Linked DNA regions of Homo sapiens: region 1 is linked to region 2. Evidence: read pairs that join two places in POLR2A ChIA-PET (ENCODE). Cell type or tissue: MCF 10A. All regions are shown on one strand. Each heading gives the region's core, and the rest is flanking DNA. Links, peaks and the distances in the headings are about the cores only. Region 1 overlaps CDH13 (cadherin 13). Region 2 overlaps CDH13 (cadherin 13).

The links. Peaks named below come from ENCODE experiments on the same cell type or tissue, not always from the same donor. Only the 100,000 strongest peaks of a DNase experiment are listed, where the experiment ranks them.
Region 1: POLR2A ChIA-PET joins it to region 2 with 6 read pairs; 1 of 35 experiments calls an interaction of 5 or more read pairs at or near these places.

What each region holds. Positions count from the first base shown.
Region 1 is chr16:83,469,315-83,478,348 of GRCh38, reverse strand. All of the region lies in intron 6 of CDH13 (cadherin 13), which reads right to left. Among named protein-coding and RNA genes, the nearest start is that of MIR3182, 35 kb to the left of the region's middle. In MCF 10A, for the core only: no CTCF peak of the experiment used is centred there; a DNase peak (open chromatin) is centred at 5,068.
Region 2 is chr16:83,528,112-83,537,145 of GRCh38, reverse strand. The region is part of intron 7 of CDH13 (cadherin 13); the gene reads right to left. Among named protein-coding and RNA genes, the nearest start is that of MIR3182, 24 kb to the right of the region's middle. RefSeq lists enhancers at 3,668-3,962, 3,172-4,371. In MCF 10A, for the core only: no CTCF peak of the experiment used is centred there; a DNase peak (open chromatin) is centred at 3,755.

The sequences.
Region 1 (9,034 bases), core at 399-8,398, 59 kb after region 2:
CAGTGCCCATACAGGTAGCTTCACATGAGTAAAGCGCTCTCAAGGCAACCGGGAGAGGTGGGGTTGGTGGCAAACTGGAGCGTGTGCCTCCTGCCTCAGGCGGCAGCTGCCTTTTAGCTCAAAGGAATTACTGCATGTCTGAAATACAAGTCTGGACTAGCCAGATCTTTTGATGTTTTTTTTTTTTTTGAGACGGAGTCTTGCTCTGTTGCCCAGGCTGGAGTGCAGTGGCGTGATCTCGGCTCACTGCAAGCTCCGCCTCTTGGGTTCATGCCATTCTTCTGCCTCAAGCAGCTGGGACCACCAAGCCTGGCTAATTTTTTATATTTTTAGTAGAGATGAGGTTTCACCATGTTAGTCAGGATGGTCTCGATCTCCTGACCTCGTGATCCACCCGACTCGGCCTCCCAAAGTGCTGGGATTACAGGTATGAGCCACCGCGTCCAGCCATCTTTTGATTTTTTAAGAAAAGGTGGGAATTTGGATTTTTAGACACTAGTTCAAATTTAAAAAATAAAAGATCACTCAGTGGGACTAGAAGGCCAAACAAAAGAGGTTATGGCAAGCTTCGGTCTGAGGCCCACCAGCTTTTGACCTTGTCTGTTGGTAGAGCCATTCTTTCCCCCAAAGGCACGAATTAGATGTTGTTGATGAGTACTCCAGATTACAACTTTAAAAAGTGGTACATCCATGGGAAACATTTTGCCCTTCCTCCTCCCACCTCCCTGTTTGGAACAGAAAAATTCATCATCTGTCCGAGAATGATCTGGCTCAGAGAGATCTCACCCTGTGGGAGAGCAGCACTGACTAAACGGGCACGAGATATATATACTCCTGATACAGGTTTGAGGTGAGGAAGTGCCATCCCATAGGAACACAACTGTGCTCTTTAAAATGAGAATGCCTTAAATTTTGGGACAGTTGCTGACTTCATTTAAAAACAGTCCTAAGTGTCTCCATGCAGCTGAAATTACCACAGGCTTGAATTGAAATGCAACAGGCTTCGCTTCTCCTCTCCACTTTGCTTTGCCTCCCTGGAGCTAGTTGGTTTTTTAAGTACAAATTGACAGCCAAATATGTAATAAGTTATGACAAGTTGAGCAATGACTGTCTCCATCTGTTTTCAAAGGTTGTTTATTTTTATACTGATAAAGAGATGATGGCAACAGGACCACCTTGTGATTATTTCAGGTTTTCATTCGCTGCAGTTCAGCCTCCAGTGTCTGCCCTTCTTTCTGGTAAGCTATTCTTTAATGAAGCTGAAGAACTGTTTATGACATATTAGGTGACACATGGCCAAAACTGGGGTCCCCCATCATGATTCATTTTACTGTCCTAATTTCTTCCTTTTATCCAGACTTCGACAGTAAGATTTTTCTTACACCCCTTAAAAATTCCACTTAATCTTTTTATCTACCATTCCCATGAAGTTCTTTTTGAAAGACATAGGATACTCTATGCTGAATTAAATGATGTTGCCTGAAAACACTTCAAAAAATCAATTTTAAGTGGAAACTTTAATATTCCAAACTAATAATAAAAATACTCTTTATATTGAATTAGCCTGAAGTAATTGTAACTCTCCAATATATTTTTCCATAAACTCTTAAAAACAACAAAAGGACACGGTGTGGTTTTTTTTGTTTGTTTAACCAATTTAAGAGTTTTTTTTGAGACAGTCTCGCTTTGTCACTGGAGTGCAGGCTGGAGTGCAGTGGCGTAATCTGGGCTCACAGCAACCTCTGTCCCCCAGGTTCAAGTGATTCTCATGCCTCAGCCTTCCAAGTAGCTTGGATTGCAGGCATGCGCCACCACGCCTTGCTAATTTTTGTATTTTTAGTAGAGATATGGTTTTACCATGTTGGCCAGGCTGGTCTCAAACTCCCGACCTCGAGTGATCTGCCCACCTTGGCCTCTCAAAGTGCTGGGATTACAGGTGTGAGCCACTGCGCCCAGCCAATTTAAGAGATTTTTAAATGGCAAGCCTAGTCCTTTTTACAGCAGTGGTTTTCAATGAGGGGTATTTTAGCCCCTCTAGGGAACATTTGGCAATGCCTGGGGATACTTTTGGTTGTTACAACTGGGGCAGGAGATGTGATATTGGCATCTAGTGGGTAGAGATCAAGGATGCTGCTCTATATCTGACAAATATGAAAATGTTCAAAGGCACCAGAATAATGCTTTGCATGTATTAAGAGTCTAGTAAACATTTGCCAAATGCACAAGTGAATAAATACATGAATAAGTGAATAAATAAAAGATGAGTTTTTATCATTTTTCTTCGTTTACAGCTTAAGGTAATATAAAGCTGGAGTAGGAAGCAGGTAAATAATTGATACTTAACTGACACTAAATATTAATGAACTCCTGGGTTAATTCTGAACAATGGGCTTATTGTCGCTATCATTTATATCTATTTAAGGGCAAAGGCGCAGCAATTTGCTCTTTAAAAACACAGACCATAGGCCAGGCATGGTGGCTCATGCCTGTAATCCCATCACTTTGGGAGGCCGAGGTGGGTGGATCACCCGAGGTCAGGAGTCCAAGACCAACCTGGCCAACATGGTGAAACCCTTTCTCTACTAAAAATGCAAACAAATTTAGCCAAACGTGGTGGCATGTCCCTGTAATCCTAGTTACTGGGGAGGCTGAGGTGTGAGAACTGCTTGAACACGAGAGGCGAAGGCTGCAGGGAGCCGAGATCACACCACTGCACTCCAGCCTGGGTGACAGAGAGAGACCCTGTCTCAAAAACAGTAACAACAACAACAAAAACCACATAGACTATATTAGGCTAGGCTAGAATGAGATAACAGTCCAACCCTATCATTTCAGTGGCTTAGCACATAAAGTTAATTTCTCACTCAAATTCAGTCCACTTTGGGGGTTCACTTCAAGGGGCAGATCCTCTCTCCAAGTGGCAGCTTAGGGATCCAGACCCTTGCATCTTATAGCCAGGCCACCTTGAACATGCAGCTTCCTGACTGCTGCAGGAGCGGCAGAGAGTTGCAAACTCACATGCTGACTCATTGAACGCTTCAGTCAGAAACGACACACAGCACTCTTGCCTGCACTTCAGCGGCCAGACCTGGTGTCTAAGGCAAGCTCAAGAGCAGGTGGACTTCATGAACGTGTGACCTGCACAGTTGCACAGAACCCCTTGCTCAGACAGTCCCTGTGCTGGGTTTAGTGCTCTGTTGTCACCCTCTTGACATTCTTAATTGTTGTTGAACAAGGGACCCTGAGTTTTCATTTTACAATGGGCTCTGCAAATCACGCAGCCAGTCGTGGTCAAGAGCCAGGAGCCAGATGGCGGAAGGCCTGGGAAACACAGGGGGTCACCTGGACACTCAGTGTCTCGGCCTCAGTGCCTATACTCAGCTGCGCAGGCAACAATGCACATGCCTTCCTTTTCATCATTATGGCCCCAGAACTGCACCGGCTCACTGAACACTTGGCTCCTCCAGCGGTTGTTTCCCTATGGGGTGAGAAGCAAGATGTACCTGGGCAGAAGTCAAACAGTCACTGCTCTAGGCTTGGACCTTCTCTGGGAGTGCCTTCTCCAGCCCTAAGCTCTGGGTTCCCTGTTCTGGGAGATCTGTGCTGGCTTCACAGTTTATTCCTCGGGCTCCCAGCTCTTGACCTTGCTTTGGACACCAGAGAACTGCTATTTCCTTGGCTTCTGCTTTAATTTGCTGAATTCTAAGCTACATCCTCCTTTTTAATGAAATACTTCTGCTAAATTTCCCCCACCCTCTTGTTTTTTCTGGTGGGACCCACCAGATGTGGGCCGTACATGAGAATGAGGTTGAGCAAACATGGCCTGGGGGTATGCCTTGCAACCCTGGCTGCTCATTGAAGATATTTTAAAATTCTCTTGATGTCTGAGACTCTCCCCCAGAGATTTTTATTCTACTGGCCTGGTGTGGGGCCTTGAGAGTGGAATCCTTGGAATGATAGAAGCTGAACAGATGGAGACTCTGGCACCTTACTTACTGGCTACATGATCTGAGCAACATACACAACCTTACAGAGGCTCAATTTCCTTATCTGTAAAATGGGCTGACACCTATGACTGTGTAAAGTTGGCTTAAAGATGCAGGTAAAATATAGGGGGCACTGAGGAGGAGACCTTTGCAGTAATTCCATGGAGGAGGAGATACATGTGTGGACTGTGCACCAGAAATAGTTCTTCTAATAGCCCTGCCAGGGTAATTAGATCATCTCTATTTTAAAAGAAAGAGACTCAGGCTCAGGGAAGTCAAATAACCACTCCATCATCACTACTGGCAAGTGGCTGAGTATGGGCTCAGAGGGACACACAAAAGCATAATCCTGAATGAATACAAAAGTTGGTGCAGGAGTGATGGGGAGCTAACCTTTATGAGGGTTCGTACCATAGCAGATGACTCAGGGCATTGCAAGCATTTAATCATCCCACAAACCCTATGAGGCAGGTGTCATTAGCCCATTTTATGGAGAGGGAAGCTGAGGCCCAGGGAGGTAAAGCCGCTTGCCCATCACCTCAGTTATCTAGCTGGTAAGTGGCTGAGACGAGAGGCAAACCCAGGAAGTGTGGTTTATTCTCCCAACTTCCCTACTCAGCTCCACACAGCTCATGTCAGATATTTCACATTACATTTTGCAGGTAGGATAATTTTCCAGAATTCTCCCTACAGAGTGGCTATTGAGGACCTTGCCCTGCATTACAGCTTGTCTGGGGCATCTTTAGGCTAGGTCCAGAAGCCCGAGGGACATATAGGACCTATATCCTTGAGTTGTAGTGCAGGACAGATGATCGATGACTCCAGAACCACACCTGTTAGGTAAGTGACCTGGCTGAAGTTCCAGGTATGATCAACAAGGATCTCCAGGAGGTTTCAGGGTGCTGGTGACTACTGCAGTTACAAGATACAAATGAGCCAGGATAGTGAAATACCACACAATTCAGACTCCGTGTTCAACGGGAAGAAAGTGCTAGCAAATTGCTAGTAAAGCTGTAATGTTGCTGATTTTGCAAACATGTGTTCTCCAACTTGATAAGTAAATACATATTGGGTAACATGGTGATGTTGCAAGCTGTTGTTTCATGGCTGGGAAGTCGGCTGCCTGTGATTGATGCGAGCAATGAAAGTATGTATAAAATAACACTGAATTAGAAGGAGTTGCTTTATGAGTCTATGGAAATGGATCTTTTATGAAGAATAAAACTTGATGAAGGATCTCTATTAGGGTCACACAAAACTGAAATTAAATGCGCTGGGATTGAGATCTAAGAGGGGGCCTTCTGGACTGTCTGGGCTCACAGACTGGGGTAGCTTTTTCCAGGCCACCTGTGCCCCCATGGAACTGGAGAGTCATTTCCATTTGGCAGGATTCATTTCTCTCCACCGTGGATGTCAGAACTGACAGATGTATTACCTCTTCCAAGCCATCAGGCCACCACTCAAGGGATAACTTAGATCCATAAAACTTAACAATGCACATTTGATTCACCCTCGTATCCTCTGAATGAAACAGGGCCAGCCACACAGTAGGTGCTCAATAAATATTTAAGGAGCAAAAGGAGATTCGATCCAGTAGCTTCTGGCACACTCTGTATGAATAATCTGTTTCATTTTTGGTTTTAAATGCTCTTCCCCATGTGTTCATTTCTACCCTACAATAATACTGCTTTTCCAGATTGCAATGTTCTTCTCTTAGAAACAACCTGGCAGAAGAGAGACCAAAGGCACCTGCTCCCCACACCCCAAGGGCCAATGGACACAACTTAAGAGAGCTGCACTAGATGCTCCCTCGGATCTGGGGTTGTGAGTCCCGCCCCTGAGCGGCGGTGCCCTGACTCCACTGCCTCTGCTACAAGCCAGCTCCCGGGGCCGACCTCAGGGCTCCAGAGTCATCATGGCTCCTGCTCTCCCCAGTCTCATATCTCCAGCCTCTTGTTAGGGGAGAGATCTATTCATCAATTCCCCTTTGTTAAAGAAAGTCTGGGTTGGTTTTCATTTGTTGCAACCACAGGGCACCGTCTAACATAAATCCCCACTGGCCTCCCATCCAGACTCACAATACTCAGAGGGTTAGCAGCATGCCCACAGGAGACAGAGTCCCCAGTTTCAGTCCCAGCTCTGCCACTGAACAGCTGCTCCACTCTGGACAACAGTGAGCCTGAGGTATAACGGTACTAAGTGGGGACAGTAATGGTTTTCACCTGATGGGGTTGGTGCATGGATTAAGTGAGTGACTACATGTAACATTCAGCCCAGGACACTGTGTTCTCTGAGAATATTGTTGTTATCAAAAGACGGGAGAGGCATGGCCCAGAAGCACCACGTTTGATAAAGAAGCAGAAGAGAAGTCTTCAATGAAAGCAAGGTTAGTGTGAAATGATATTTTTTAAAACCAAAGTAACCTTAGGTTGTCTAAATAGAAGTAGATTTGTACAAGGGAGACAATCACCATTTTAACTCAATATTAAGCCTCAACAATATCCCAAGGTCTCCTCCATGTGCTCGATGAGACTCAAGAGGTAATTAAAATATGACTCTTCCTTGCAAGTTGCTGAGAGCCTGGCTAAGAAGCTGGGTATTTAGGCACTGCTCGGGTGAGCATATGGTGTAGTAGTGGTTTAGAGCCCAGGTTCCAAGATCAAATCCTGCCTACTTCAAACCCTGCCTTCAGTTTACTCACTGGGGAGGCTGGACACATGGGGCAGCCTCTCTGAGCTGCAAAAGTCGCTTCACAGTTACAAAGGCAGGCATAAAAGTGTGGTTAGAAAGGCCAGGCGAGGTGGCTCACGCCTGTAATCCCAGCACTTTGGGAGGCCGAGGCGGGTGGATCACGAGGTCAGAAGTTCAAGACCAGCCTGGCCAAGATGGTAAAACCCTATCTGTACTAAAAATACAAAAAATTAGCCGGGCGCTGTGGCAGCCACCTGTAGTCCTAGCTACTCAGGAGGCTGAGGAAGGAGAATCATTTGAACCCGGAGGGTGGAGGTTGCAGTGAGCTGAGATCATACCACTGCACTCCAGCCTGGGTGACAGAGTAAAACTACGTCTCAAAAAAAAAAAAAAAAAGGGTGGTTAGAAAAATAATGGTCCCAAACATTCCTATATCCTAATCCCCAACAACTGTGAATATCTTACCATGTTATCTTACAGGGTAAAAGAAACTTAGTCAATGTCATTAAAGATCTTGAGATGAGGGGCTTATCCTAGATTATCTGGGTGGGCCCAACAAGGTCCTTGTAAGAGAGAGACATGGGAGTCAGAGAAGGAGATGTGAACAGGGAAGCAGAAGTCAAAGAAAGATATCTGGAGACGCCACACTGCTGGCTTTGAAGACCAAGGAAGGCGTCAGGAGCCAAGGAGTGCAGGTGACCCGAGAAGCTGGAAAAATCAAGAAAGTGGATTCTCCCCTGGAGCCTCTGGAAGGAACCAGCCTTGCCTACACCTTGACTTTAACCCAATGAGACCGATTTTGGACTTCTGACCCAAGTGTAAAAAGATAAATTTGCACATTTTAAACCATAAATATGTAGCAATTCATCACAGCCACAAAAGGAAGCTCATACTAGCGGTGTCTATTTTATTGGGTATCTGTGGTGGGCAAATGAGAGGCAGAGGACGTGCAGCTCTGGGCTAGGCGTGTTATCTGCTGAGCCTGTGGTTGTGGTGGCTGCTATTATCATTTGGAGCAGCAGAAGGGGTAGAAGAATCAGATTCTCCCTCCTGCCAATGAGTAGGGTGGACATATTACACTCTTTCAGAGGTGGCAACTTTGAGGCAATGAATCATCCTTGAGCACTGCTGGAATGTTATGCTCTATTATAAGAGGAATCTAGGCTAAAATGAAGAATTTCAGAAAGGACAAAGCTAAAGGAAAAAACCAAGATCAAATTATAAGCTTCCACTATGGCCTATGCAAAGGGATGGCCAGGAGAGCTACCTTTTGATAGCCAAAGGGATGGTGCCATGAGCAAGAAGCAGCAGAGATTGGCTGGGTGTAGTGCTCACATCTGTAATCCCAGCAGTTTGGGAGACTGAGGCGGAAGGATTGTTTGAGCTCAGGAGTTCGAGACTAGCCTGGGCAACATGGTGAGACACCTTTCTCTAAAAAAAGCAAAAATCTAAAACAAACACACAGAAAAACACCAGCAGCAGAGGGTTCTGGAGGTGGGAAGTAGAGGGATAGGTGAATGTCAAAGCGAGAGTGTGCACACAGGTGTATGTGTGTGCAGGGGCTTTGATTCACTCCAACTAAGAGCCCAGGAGAGCTGCACAGATCTGAAGCAGGATATCTTGTACTGTAATAGTTGCCTGTTACAACAAGTATCACCCAGAGACTACGGCCAAGTAAAAGAAATTTATGAAAACTGCATAAACAAAGGTGACACTGTCTAAGGGTCTCTTAAAAGTCTCCCAGCCTGTAGGGGTTTGGAGAAACTGCAGCAGCCTCCTCAGTGTGTAATGCACACATTGTATTTTGCACTATCCAAGAATCTCATACATTTCAAATATGAGATGTGCTTTGATGGGTCAGTCCCATCCCCCACCGCAGGAAAGAAGAAATCATGCCTACGTGTTGCAAACAATGCATTTTATTCAACCCCAGTCTTTATGGGGGCCTATTTTGTGGCAGGCCCTGTGCTAGTGCTGTGGATGCCAGACTGAAAAGGCCTCATGTGGACCTTCCACTGGCCACATTTTGCTGGGAGACAGAGATGCTTACACACAGAATTTTCTTGCAGCATGAAGATGCAATAGACAAAAACCCATGATCAAGGTTGCCCTGAAAGCATCTGGTATCAGGAAATGTGGCTCACCGTGGATGTAAGGTGACTCTTGAATAGCTTTAGTTATTCCCCGCTGAGATATAGGGTGGGGCCAGCCTCAATATGTTTTTCCTGTATGAATGACTGTGGAAGGCCTGCTCGACCCCCGACCTATTTGATTAATACTTAGCACTGAAGCCTCTGAAATATTTTCTTCCTCAGGATAACTTGCCCGTTCACTGAGCACAAAGAAATATTAGGGCC
Region 2 (9,034 bases), core at 267-8,266:
AATCTGTGGTTTCTATGTATTTCAATTTGATTTCAATTAAGTCATCACTTCTGCAAGTCATTCTTGTTGCTCGAATCCCCACAGCTGCCATTCAAAAATGTTTGTACGTCCTTAAAATTCTGCCTTAGTTCTCAATGCACTCTTTTTCAGCAAATGAGCCAGGCTTCTGCTTTACTGAGAAGATGAAACACCTGTGGCATGAGTTACCTCCATCCGCAACATCCCCATTTCAATTTCGATTGCACCAGTCAAGAAATGCTGGTGTTATCCTGGCCACCTGACCCTCCATTACCTCTTCTGCTCAATTTATCACTAGTGCTGCTGTTGATTTTCTCTCCTAAACAGCCCTCGAAGTGGCACCTTCTCCCCATCTCTACCACCTAATTGCTGTCTCTTGTTTGAACCAATATGGTAGTCCCCTAGTGGACATTTCTCTTATCTCCTTCTCCATCTCCCCTTAACACTCAAACCAGAATCATCTTTCCAAAGATGCATCTCTGTATATATCTCCATATAACTTAATATACTTTAAGGATTTCCCATTTCCATTAGTATAAAGACAAAACCCATCAGCCTGTTCTACAAGGTTCCATGGGTGTTCAGCTCTTGGTGGCCTCTCCAGCCTTATCTACACCCACACTCACTGCATTCCCACTGGCCACAGGACCTTTGCTCACCCTTTTCTCTCTCCCTGTGATGTTCTTTCTACCCATTCTTGCTCAGTTAACACCACCTCATCCTCTTGATTCACCCCAAGGATCACGTCCACAAGGAGACCTTCCATGACTACCGTGGTCAGGTCAACTCAGCCCACCAAAGACTCTCTTGCAACATGGTCTTCCCCCTCTTACCTTGTACTATCTTTCTTACTATGCTTATTTGACTAATATTGGTCCCCCCAACTACATTGTAAGCTCTATGAAGACAATGACTGTTGGTTTTTACTCATTTTTCCCCCATAGCCGCTATCATAGTTTTGGCTCACAGTATATACTCAGTGGATATTACGGAAAGGATTTCTCAATGCCTCATAATGCCAAATGCCATATGCCACCCATTTCCTGGGTGTTCATGCAAATGTTGTCCTGGGTGAATTTTTCAATGACTACTCTAGAGAGAGGAGGGCCAAAGCCAGGGTGGTTGTTTCTGTGGGTGTCCATGGGTTTCTTTCTTTTCTTTTCTTTTCTTTTCTTCCTTCCTTCCTTCCTTTCCTTCCTTCTTTCCTTCTTTCCTTTTTTTCCTTTTCTTTTCTTTGTTTCTCTTTCTCTTCCTCTCTCCTTCCTTCCTTCCCTCCCTCCCTCCCTTCCTTCCTTTCCTTCGTTCCTTCTTTTTCTCTTGCTTGCTGCTCCAAATACTTCCTCTGTGTCAAGCACTGTCCTAAGCTCTTTCCTTCCATTCACTCACTTAATATTCATGACACTCCAAAAAAAATGAACATTATCATATCTTGGGGAAACTGAGGCCTAAATGTTAATTAACCTGTCCAGGACTGCACAGTTGGCTCAGCATTTCATTCCCAGCACCATGCATAACACCTTCCCCATGTTGAGATCTCAATACGCACTTGTGGAATCAACGAATGAAGTAGCAAAGCAGAGCTGGTCAGCTGTAAGTCACAGATGCCTGTGACTGTCCTCTTCCTTTGGTCCTCACGGTCACACACTAACCTTTGCCTTGGCCACCTCTCACCAGAACTATTGCAACAGCTTCCTAACTTCTTCTGAATCCACAATTATTTCCCTCTACTTTGCCCATCTACAATGTGGCCACAGCATCTACTAAAATGCCAATCAACTTATCACTCCTTTTTTTGAGATTCTTTAGTGGTATCTCTTTGTCCTTTGGATGCTGACCCAAGTCCTTAATTTGGCCAATAAAAGCCTGTGTCTCTTTCCAGCCGTGCATCTCTTTTCTTCTTGCACATACCAGGCTGCCTCTTGCCCCAGGGCCTCTGCACATGCTGTGCCCTCTGCCTGGAGCACCCCTTATGCTCTGGTCTCCCAGTTAACTCTTAATGAACCTTCAGGCCACAGTGTATATGGCAGACTGAAAAAGGACCCCAACAATATCCTGATCCTAATAATTCCCAGGACCTGTGAGTGTTACCTTATATGGCAAAAGAAACTCTGCAGATATGATTAAACTAATGACTTCAACCATATCCACATTCCAGCTGAGCTGTTGCTTTCTTCAGATTGTCCTATAAAATTGTCCTAGACATTGACATTTGTGCTCTAATGAATTTGTGTAAAGAAGAAATCCTTGATCATTATCAATAAAATCATGGCTTTGATGACCCAATTTTGGGTGTGTATACGCACTGCTAATTCACATTTAAATAAGAATAACTGTTTGCAAATGCATGCTCATAGCAGCATTGCTCATAATAGTGAGGAAGTAGAAGCAGCTCAAATGTCCATCAGTGAAAGGATAGGCAAACAAAATGTGGCCTATCCATACAGTGGAATACTATTCAGCTATGAAAAGAAGTGCTGACCTCTGCTATCATATGGATCAGTAAACACTATGACGTACCTTACAACATTGTGCTAAGTGACAGGGGCCAATCGCAAAAGGCCACAAAAGACAGGCATCACCTGAGTCAAGCCATGTACATTCATTTCACATAGGTGCTAGCCAGGAAGAGGAGGTAGTGGTTGTAACATTTGATGGCTTATTTGATGTCAGATTCAACAGCAAGAACTTTACCTGAAGAAGGTTATTTAATGCTTGTAACGGCCCCATGAAAATGCACTGCCAGCATTTTCCCTTTGTAGAACAGGAAAAGGAAAAATGAAGAGGTCAAAGAACCTAGCCAAGATCACAAAGCTGAAAAATGAAGGGACTGGTATTTGAATCCAGGCTGTGAGGATCCACAGCTCTGCCTCTGAACCACCATGAACAGACCACCTTCCTAATGCGCTCCTCTTTGCATATTTCATTTGTATGGAGCATCCAGAATAGGTAAATCCTTAAAGACAGAAAGTAGATGATTACAAAGGGCATGGGGGATGGAGGATGGGGAGCAACTACTTAACAGGTATGCGGTTTTCATTTGGGGGCGATGAGAATATAGATAGAGGTGGTGCCTTATACAACACTGTCCATCCACTAAATGGCACTGAATTGTTCACTTTAAAATGGTTAATTTTTATGTCATGTGAATTTTGCCTTGACAAACAAGTTTAAAAATAAGTCCAACTAGATTTTTAAAATAGATTAACGTGCCAGGCACTGTGGCTCATGCCTGTAATCCCAGCAGCTCGGGAGGCTGAGGTGGGCGGATCACTTGGGGTCAGGAGTTTGAGACTAGCCTGGGCAACATGGCGAAATCCCATCTCTACTAAAAATGCAAAAATTAGCTGGGCGTGGTGGTGCACACCTGTAATCCCAGCTACTCAGGAGGGTGAGGCAAGAGAATCACCTGAACCCAGGAGGTGGAGGTTGCAGTGAGCTGAGATCGTGCCACTGCACTCCAGCCTGGGTGACAGAGTGAGACTCCATCTCAAAAAAAAAAAAAAAAAAAAGATAATGTAAATTATACTTAAATCCTCACAACTTCCACAACTAAGGAAGCCGTGGGCCGTGCCATTCCACCACCTCCTTGTGCTGGGTCCTTACTGCAATGCCCATGAGCTATTATGAGAGCTGAGAAACCTGCCAACTCTACCTACACAGATCCGACTTCCTGTCTGTCGGCTTCAGGCAGGGACCTGCTGCCCACAGAGGAGGAGGTGAAGAGTGTGGGAGGCACCTCCCATCTTGTCTTTGGGGAATGCCCTGTAAAAATGACTCACCTCTGGGCATCTCAGTATTTATCTTCCGCTCAGTGGTGAGGTTGCGAGTCACGCTGAGTTGAGATTTTCCGAGCACATTTAAGTGCAATACACACCAATGAAAAGTGAGCCGTCGCATTGAGGGGAAGTTTACCTATGTTTACCCTTCTCCAGCGTGACACCAGCTGCTGGCATCTGCTGGTCCTCTGGCATAAGAGTGAGTGGAGACAGAGTTAGCATCTCGCTCTCCTCTCCCTGAATAAGAGCTGATGTTGAGGTAGACTGTAATAGGAGCAGGCAGAACAGAACAATAATTGGAATCCTTTTAGAGATGCCTGATGCTCTGCAGACTGACAATTGTAGTTAGCTTCTCCTACAGAGAGCTCTGTCACCACGAGTTTGTGTTAGAAACAGCTGGTGGCTGAAGGACTGGGAACTAACAAGCCACGCTGCTCAGATGCAGGGGAGGCCGCTGGCTCTCTCCCGTGGCACTGCTGAATTCCGTCTGCCGGGATGTTGGCACAACGCATGGCTCATAACACACACCGGTAGGGTTCACATGGCTTAATGGGACAACTGCTCTAGTGCAAAGGGACAGAGGGAGAGGATCGCTCAAGTCCGGACCAGCGTGACTACTCAGGCAGATGGCCAATGATTGCTTGCAAAGAACTTACAAGGCACCAGGCATGGTGCAAGCCACTGCAGAGATTGCAGAGGAAGAAACTGACATGGCGAATGTGGAGCTGATAGGCTACTTGAGGAGACAAGCAGCCATTTATTCATTCAGCAAATATTTATGGAGAAGCTACCATGCACTAGCGCTGAGCTAGGCACTCTGGATGCAGCAGCAAAGAGCCCGCATGTGGCTTCTAGGAAGCTCACTGTCTCTCTGGGAAGACAAATATTCATTTATCCAGTAACATTTTATTAAGGGACTCCCATGTTCCAAGCACTGGTTCCAGGTGCTGGGCATTAAACTAATAGTCCCAAGTGCAATGAATGCTTTGAAAATGAATTTCAAGGTGCAATGGGAACTCTTCTAATCTTGGGGTGAGGGTGGTGACAGAAGTCACCTTTGAGGAGTGACTTCTACACTGTATGAGCTTGTACTAGTCTGTTTTCACACTGTTGATAAACACATACCTGAGACTGGGCAATATGCAAAAGAAAGAGGTTTAATGGACTCACAGTCCCTTGTGGTTGAGGAGGCTTCACAATCATGGCAGCAGGTGAAAGGCACATCTCACATGGCAGCAGACAAGAGAAGAGCTCTTGTGCAAGGAAACTCCCCTTTATAAAACCATCAGATCTCATGAGACTTCCTCACTATCACAAGCATAGCACAGGAAAGACCTGCCCCCATGATTCAATTACCTCCCACCGGGTGCCTCCCATAACACATGGGAATTGTGGGAGCTAAAATTAAAGATGAGATTTGAGTGGGGACACAGCTAAACCATATCAGAGCTTCTTGTGACTGCCCTAACAAATTACCACAAACTGTTAGGTTGAAATAACACAAAGTTACTCTCTTACAGTTTTGGAGGCCAGGAGTCCAAAATCCATTTCACTGTGCTAAAATTAAGGTGGCCGCAGGGCCACACTGCTTCCAAAGGCTCCGGGAGAGAATGTATATTTTGCCTTTTTTGCTTCTAGAGACTGAATTCATTTCTGGGTTAGTGGCCACATCACATTGCCTCCTCCCTCTTCTTCAGTCAATACCACTCGCCTCCCTCTTGTAGGGACATTTGTAATTACATTTAGGGACAACTTAGATAATTGAGCATATCTGGCTGAGAGGCCTCACAATCATGGTGGAAAGTGAAAGGCATGTCTCACATGGCGGCAGAGAAGAGAAGAGGGCTTGTGCAGGGAAACTCCGCTTTATAAGCCCCTCACCCCTCATCTCAAGATCCTTGACTTAATCACACCAGCAAAGTCTCTGTTGCTGTGTAAGGTAACATAGTCATAGGTACCAGGATCAGGACTTGGGTGTCTGGGGGAGCCATCTTTTAGTCTATCACACACACCTTCCTATTTCTATTATACTGTGCTGCCTTCAGGCCATGCCAGGCTCTACCAGGAGAAACTGAGGCTGAAAGGCTGAATGGATTTATAGGATGGCAGAGACCAGAGGCCTAGTTACATGTAAACAGACAAAGTCAAGATTACAGATATCACCTGAGTCAAGCCATGTACGTTGATTTAACATAGGTGTTACCCAGAAGAGGATGTGCTACCATGGTGGTGGCAGTTGTAACATTTGATTGCTTATTAGATGTCAGAAACAACACCAAGAACTTTACCGGAAGAAAGTTATTTAATGCTCGTAACTATCCCATGAAAACACACTGCCAGCATTCCCCCTTTAGAGGACAGGAAATGGAGGAGTGGAGACATCAAAGGACCCAGCGAAAGTCACAAAGCTAAAACATGAAGGAACCGATATTTGAATCCAGTCTGTGTGAATGCACAGCTCTGCCTCTGACCCACCATGCACAGACCGCCTGCCTGATGGGTTCCTCTCTGCCAAGGGGCTAGTTACTGGTAAATGTCATTTCAACATAGAGGTGGCAATCTGAGATTGCCATAGGCTAGTCCTTCTTTGTCAGGACCAGTTGAGTGACTTGGGAAAGTCACTGTCCCTCTGTGAACCTCAGTCTTCCATTACAAAATAAGGAAGTTAATGAGATGAATTCTGCAGCCTTGTGTGTGTGGTTAAGATGATGGGCAGATTGAAAACAGCTGCTGTGATGGTTGGTGCGTGGTTGATGTGAAAGCCTGGGTGCTGGGTTATAGAAGGAGTAGACTCACAGAGACCATTAATCCTAACAATTGCTCATCAACAACTTAACACAGGCCAAATCTGTCCTCAAGGACAGAGCCACAGTGCTCTCAGGAAACAGTGCTCAATTTTGGCTCTCTGTTCTGGGGTCCTGATTCCGTGACTACGAAGCAACTTTAGACAGCCAGCTGGAAATGCCATCTGAATGTGTAAGAAGGTGTCTAATATGAGAATCATAAAACTCAGCACAAGGTCAGCTCAGTGGTGACTCCACAAAATTCAAGCTATGGAGACCTACAGAGACTGACTTTACAGTGCACTCAATTTTCTGATATTTCTCAACTGAGAGCTTCACTGACTTAAGCTTTAATTGAAAGCATTTAACCTATTACAAATTATCATGAATAGCACCAAGCTGAACACCCCCAAAATGCTCATTTCAAATATATGAACCTCTTCAAGGGCCAGCAGGAACAGGTACGCAGAGCCATGGGTTTAGAAGGAAGACAGACAATAATCTTCAGAGAACATGCTTCATGTCCAGCTCAGTGTCTGCATCAGGCACCCTCTGCTTGCAACTCCAGAGAAGTCACTAGATTCTTACCCGACCCCATTTCACAAGTTCTTTTGCACTCCTACTTAACTAGGACTGTAGTTTCTAATTTTCCTTTATAAGTGATTTTAATAACGTTATTTTATTACAAATACATATGAAAATAACAGAAATGTAAGAAAAACATTAGCGCTCCATAATCACCTGACCAAATGTTCAATATGTTGACATTTATTTTCATCTTTTTTAAAATCAATATCAATATTGTATTTTTCTTTTATGTGGTCGTTTAATAGATAAAATTCTGTTATGCATAATTTTCCTTTGTGCTTGTATTAAAATCTCTATTTCCATTTATATTACTCAGAAAACAGTAGTACAGATCATCCATGTCTTTTACTATCCTTACAGAATCCTATAAAAACACACACAGGGAATTTTTATGATTTTTTTCACAAAAAAATGGCATGCACATTTCTTTATGTAAGCTGTGTACATTGCTCTGGGCTAGTAAATCATAGATATTATCAGTTATTTTTTAAAGCCATATAGTATTTCCTAGAATGGATGTAGTACAGTGTAGTGTGAATGGAGATCTAACCTTTTATTTTTTGTACCTACAAAAAACAATGCTTCAACAAACATCCTTATACATATAAACTCAAATATTAAGGTTTTATTATTTTTTAGGCTAGTTTTCAGAAGTAAAATTTCTGGGCAAAAGACAAAGCCTGTTAATAAGTTTAATATATGTCATCCAATTAGCTTGTACACTGCAAAGCTAGGATTCCAATCCACGTACACTGGACTTCAGAGTCTGACCTCCAACCATAAATACTATGTACTGCTTGTACTTCAGAGATGCCTAACAATGGGGCTTAACTTCCTGAAGAAGCAAGCTCGCCTAGATCTACAATGAAAAAGAAAAAAAAAAAAAAAAGACAGAGGTATTCATGGGGAGGGGGTTTGGGTGGAATGACCTCCATCTTCTCTTCTAATCTGAGATTTTCATACTCCCTAAACTGAATCCACTATATTTCAGTCAGGTGGACCAAGCAATTTATATATAACTACCCCATTAGTAACTGAGCAGGACCACCCTGGTGACATTTCTCAAGGTGACTCCTGCTAATTAAACAGTTATATAGCCATGATCCCTTCACCATAATGAACAAAGAAAAAAGGCATGGGGAGACTGGGATTGAACAGTCTCTCTCTTGACTACAACCAATGCTAAACGAGACATGGATTTAGAAATTAGAATAAAAACAACACTGTGTTCAGCATGATAACTCTTTTTCAGTGCTTAGTGTTTTAATGCTGTTCGTTACATCTCAGCACTGTCAGAGAATTTAGAGATAGATGGAGATAGTTGGGAAATTTAGAGATAGATGGAAACAGTTGGAGAATTTAGAGACAGATGATCTAATATTTATAGTAGAAATCCCTTTTGAAATAAGATTTATGTAATATATACATGAAGATAAGTGCCCTCCCAAGGGCTCTTAGACGACCCCACTAGGGACTACTATTATCTCAACCCCTGAGAATGAGCCTCATGGGAGTTGATGTTTCACTATACACCCCACACAAGGGTAACCAGCCCATCCAGACCGCCCAACTGCAACAGAGGAAGAGATTTCCCCAAGGAGAAGACTTAATGGAAAAATAATTTCACGTTTGCATTTTTAATTTTGCAGTTTAAAATCTCTCTAAATACAGTTTCCCATTTAAAATGTGATCAACCAAAATTTCCTCATCCTTATTATGGCAAATAGCCAGTTATAGTGTTCCTTTTGGAATAGCTGCAGGGATATTACTTAGATTTAAGGAAGAAGGCATGCGTGCAAGTGTGATTAAAGCTGAATATGTTTAGTTATCACTGCTATTAAGAGGATTATTAAAGAGGCTGTGTGAGTT